2 separate regions of the Homo sapiens genome follow, and region 2 is linked to region 1. Evidence: read pairs that join two places in POLR2A ChIA-PET (ENCODE). Cell type or tissue: A673. All regions are shown on one strand. Region 1 overlaps LOC105373592 (a long non-coding RNA gene). Region 2 overlaps LOC105373592 (a long non-coding RNA gene).

Region 1 (2,500 bases):
ATCGCCCAAGGGTGTGATTCATAGGGAAGGTTCCAGAAACTGTGCAGTGCCTCATGCTCATCTGCCAGCTGCTGGAACCATGATGGCTTCTGCTTCTTTTTCCACCCCAGATCTTTCATGAGTGTTTCTCATTGGAAGATTCAAAAAAGGCACCATGCTAGCAAAACAGTCTGGGAAATGTGGGTTTTGGCCTCTGCCTATGTGCCATAGGGGAGAGCCTAGGATAGCAGAGATAGTGACAAGGGCTGACAGCCATTTTCACCTTGCAGGACCTGGTACCTAAGGCACTCACTTGTGAGCAGAAGCAGAGGTGGTGTTAGTGTAACTGCCCAATAGGTTCTCCTTGTCTGCTGCCTAGACAGAGCCTATTTATCAAGACAGGAGGATTGCAATAGAGAAAGAGTTTAATTCACACAGACTGGCTGTGCAGGAGACTGGAGTTTTATTATTACTCAAATCAGTCTCCCTACAAACTTGGGAATTGGGTTTTTTAAGGATAATTTGGTGGATAGGGGGCCGGGAAGTCGGGGGAGTGCTGATTGGTTGAGTCAGAGATGAAATCGTAGGGAGTCGAAGCTGTCTTCTTGTGTTGAGTCCGTTCCTGGGTGGGGGCCACAAGACCAGATTAGCTAGTTTATCGATTTTGGTGGTGCCAGCTGATCCATTGAGTACAGGGGCTGCAAAATATCTCAAGCACTGGTCTTAGGTTTTACACCAGGGATGTTATCCCCAGGAGCAAATTGGGGAGGTTCAGAATCTTGTAGCCTCCAACTACATGACTCCTAAACCACAATTTCTAATCCTGTGGCTAATTTGTTAGCCCTGCAAAGGCAGTATCGTTCCCTGGCAAAAAGGAGTTTTGTTTTGGGGAAGAGCTCTTATCGTCCTTGTTTCAAAATTAAACTATAGAGTAAGTTCCCTGCAAAGTTAGTTCAGCCTATGCCCAGGAATGAACCATGACAGCTCGGAGGTTAGAAGCAAGATCATAATTTTCTCAGTTATAATTTTTTGCAAAGGCAGTTTCAATAGAGGGAAGGGGGATGATTTCTGTAAACTATCTGGGAGTTTAGAAATGCGATACAGAAAATAGCTTGTGTCGGGCAAAAGTCTTATCACCACTAGAAATAGTTTCACAATTGTTCTTGCTTGCAAGGGTAGTTTCCAAGGACAGAAAAGTAATATAGTTGGTTTCTTCTAAATGTCTTATATCCTGGTGGAAACTAGTTTCTAAAAATGAATATATTTTCAAAGATTACTTGAAAGCTGTTAAAAGTTGGGCTCTCATATGAAAGGAAACAATTCTTTATGGGGATTTGCTAGAGTTGTTTTTGTTTATAGAAACACTGAAGTCTTTCTCTCACTGATGCATTTTCTCCTGGGCATGAAATGTGTTCCTGCTGAAGCCAGAAGAGTGATATAGCCAAGAAGTGAGTGAGACACATGTGTTCCTTAAGAGGTTTTGACAAAGCTTCCGGAAGGGGGCATCTGTTATTAACAGTGGGAGCTATATTGCACTCTTTTGTTTCTCTTGGTCCATGCTGAGAAACAAGCCCAAATATCCCCATTCAGTATGATCGCTGAAATCTGAGCTCCCTGGAAAAGAATAGGGATTTAACACTTGAAATATGTGTACTTTCTTGGCATCGGTGTGCAGAATGTCTGAATCCTGACTCATGCATCTCTGGTGACTCCTGATTAACATTTTAACCCTCAGTTTTGAGCCACTGGGGAGAATGTTGGTATTCTTACGGCTTCTGTAATAATAGGGAACAGGGATTCTGATCCAGCCCTCATAAGCAAACTCAGCTATGTCTGCAAGGCACTTTTGATCTGCCTTCGTATATAGAAACCAAAGACTCCAGAACAAATTGGACCTGTGTCAAGATCCTCTTTAAGAAACTAAAAGTGGGAGCTTTTCACTAGAAAAGGGGATCCCACAGCTGGGCCACACCCTACAGTTGCAGAGTTGTCAAGAGTCAGATTATGGATATTGGGGAGTCACAATGGGGCAGGAAGATGGCACTGAAGGTTGAAATGGGGCAGAAAATGAGAGGTGCAAGAAAGAGCTCACCCAGGAACTACCGGAGGAGAATCTACTGTGATTCCAGCAGCAGGCCAGCGCGAGTGGTACGGATCTATATCATGGGCAGTGGTCATGTCCTGGGCTTGCTTCTCCAGTTTATGTCTGTGGAAGCAGAGCTGGTGAATCCCAGCAACAGTGCCAGGCTTGCTGACCCATAAGACATGGTTGTGCTCAGGAATTGTACGACTGGATGGCTCTGAGGTGCCTGTGATGAAAGGCTTCCACCTGCAGAGACGTCTTTTCTTTGTAACAGCTCTTCTATGACTACTTCCTCTGAGGGCGACCTGTGTGGGGTGGGGACTAGCTTTCTGGATGTGGGGCATATGTGTGTGGCCTTGGCCTCTAACAAGTGTGCCTCAACTCACTTCGTTAGGGTAGGTCCTGGTGGCTTTGTATGATCTCACTGCTGTTGGAGTC
Region 2 (2,500 bases), 300 kb before region 1:
CGGGGTTTTGCCATGTTGGTTGGGCTGGTCTCAAACTCCTGACCTCAAGTGATCTGCCTGCCTCGGCCTCCCAAAGTGCTGGGATTACAGGCATGAGCCACCGCACCTGGCAGTGCACATTTTTTGTTTTTGTTATTCTTGGAACACACGAGGAAATGTTGCCATGCTTTGCAATTTCAAAGCACCTTTACCTGCATTGTCTGATTTCATCCTCACAGTAACTCTATGGGAGGTCTTCAGGGAGCAGTATTCCCAAAGTTAGATAGAAACCTAGATTCCGAAGGATTAAGTGTCTTTTCCTAGGTCTCAGCCAGTGGCATGGCTCAGTCTTAAACCCAGGTCTCCCAGTCTTTTCACGTACGTATGGGGGTCTGAGAGATGCCCAGGAGACAGCTGGATGTGTGGATTTGGCTCACAAGGCAGAGGCCTAGGCTGCAGAGAGAGAGATAAGCCTCACCAGCAAATGTACCTTTTGCTTTTCTGATAAAAGGAGACATATGCAGCTGCAGCTGGCTTTGCCCATCTCCCCTCTCCTACCTTGAAGGCAGGTGTGATGTCTGGGGCTGTGGCAGCCATCTTGTCACCAAGAACTGGCAAGTGATGCCAGAGGCCCATTCACCAAAGATTGTGGTGTGGAGGCACAGGAGGCGCCAGTGCTGCTGAGTAGTTGAAATCCCATGGGCATCTGCTTACCTCTGGACTTCCTGTGATGAGGAAAACAAGCCCTGCTTTTCTAAGTCCCTATAGTCAGGTTTTCTTTGCTTGATGTTTCCCCGGGAGATGTAACACCTAGAGGGGTAGCATGAAGGAGAAAGAGCAAGTACACTAAAGAATGCAGACAGTGCTGCAAGAGTAGGGAGGCTGGATCTTCAGTGACCCGGGATCAACCTTGCACCCGCTACCACCAGGCTGTGTGAGGTAAACGGGAGCTGTCCTGGTGTGCTAAGCCACAGCTGGTCAGGTTTCTGTTACGGGTAGACAAAATTATTCCTAATTGTTACACCTGTCTTCCTTGGGTAAAATGCTAAATTGATTTATGAAATAAATTATATAAATGGACACACACACACACACACACACACCCATACACAGAGACAGTGTTGAAACAGAGAGAGGCAGAGGCGAAGGTGGGGTGGAGGAGTAAGGGGCAGTCTGGCTGGGACCAGCCTTCCTGGGCAGGCATGAGGAAGGCACAGCCTTGGGTCTCGAGGGAGCAGCTCCATCCTGGGAGCTCTGCCAGGCGCTGTAGGCACCGCGTCTTTCTGCCCCCACGGCTCCCTGCTACGTGCTGAAAGCCTTTGTGCCTGCTGCTGCTGTCTGGGCCTCACTGTCACCCCATGCTGTCCTGTGTCATGTTTCCGTCGTGGCTGACTTGCCTCTGCATGCTGAGCTGTGTGGCAATTTGTAACAAAGCAGGAAAGCCCTCTCTCCCCTTTCTGGGACGCCCTGTAATGGAGACCTGAGCTGAGTGGCTTGTGCACCAGTGAGGTGTCTCCTTTTGGTTTCTCTCGGAGCTGTCCCTCTGTCCTGAGCCAGATGCAGGTGCAGGAGGCTGGGCTGTGGGAGGACCAGAGAAGCAGCTGCAGTGCTGGGCTCAGGATTCCTTTTTGCAACCAAAGACTGGGGCTTAGTGCCTTCTTCTCAGGGTGAGCTGTTTTCAGGGAGGCTCCTCAGTTCCTTGGCAACAGGCATCGTCCTTTGGGCACCCCACTGATTTGTCAGGTTCGCTGGTTCACATCCGGCTGGGTCTTTCTCAGGAACCTCCTTAGCCTCCTAGGGAAACAGACTCCATTCAGCACCTCCTTGTCCACTAGACACACATTCCTGGGCCATCAGAAACCTTTTTGGCCACAACCCGTGCCCAAGATGCACTCCCGCTTCCAAGATGGAGAGAAGGAACACCTAACACTGTCATTTTTTTCAAAGTTTGGGCCCCAGGCCTGCAGCTCTCTTCCCTCCTCCCGGGTGCAGATTCCAGATCCTGCCCACACTCCTCCTAGAACGCGTCAAGTGGCTACCTGTGCAGAAGCTTCTTTGGGGCTTACTTGTAGAGCGTGAATCCCAGAATAGACACTTCCCTATGAAGGAACACAGATAATGGGAGAAGAAAAAAGATACCTCCTTACTGGGGCAGGTTTGCTTTGCCCAAAATAGCCCTGTAACCAACGTGCTTCTGAAGTGCCTTTTGAAATCTAGGAACATTTGTAGTATTTTACATTCAGCTTAATAATTTATTGATGTTTAATATTTCACAAGAGTAAGGCAGAAAACCTGATAAAATTTTCATATCTGCTATTATAAGCTAAATGGAACATGAGGCGCTTCCGGATGGTGCTGAGTGGCTGAGGCCCGGGGTACGCCCCACACCCCCTCCCATCACAGCAGGTCCAGGCAGCTAAGTCAAACTCCTCCATCCATTAATTTTCCCAAATGTCCTGTGCACTTGGGAGAGCTGGAGGCCTGGGGATGTCGTGAAGTTTAGTTGAGCAGCAAGACCTGC

Evidence for each region. Peaks named below come from ENCODE experiments on the same cell type or tissue, not always from the same donor. Only the 100,000 strongest peaks of a DNase experiment are listed, where the experiment ranks them.
Region 2: POLR2A ChIA-PET joins it to region 1 with 5 read pairs; 1 of 35 experiments calls an interaction of 5 or more read pairs at or near these places.

What each region holds. Positions count from the first base shown.
Region 1 is chr2:122,202,115-122,204,614 of GRCh38, forward strand. All of the region lies in intron 2 of LOC105373592 (a long non-coding RNA gene), which reads left to right. Among named protein-coding and RNA genes, the nearest start is that of LINC01823, 410 kb to the left of the region's middle. In A673, a CTCF peak has its summit at 1,461; a DNase peak (open chromatin) is centred at 1,547; H3K27ac peaks cover 2,193 bases.
Region 2 is chr2:121,906,786-121,909,285 of GRCh38, forward strand. All of the region lies in intron 1 of LOC105373592 (a long non-coding RNA gene), which reads left to right. Among named protein-coding and RNA genes, the nearest start is that of LINC01823, 120 kb to the left of the region's middle. In A673, no CTCF peak of the experiment used is centred here; a DNase peak (open chromatin) is centred at 1,306; H3K4me3 peaks cover 301 bases; H3K27ac peaks cover 2,067 bases.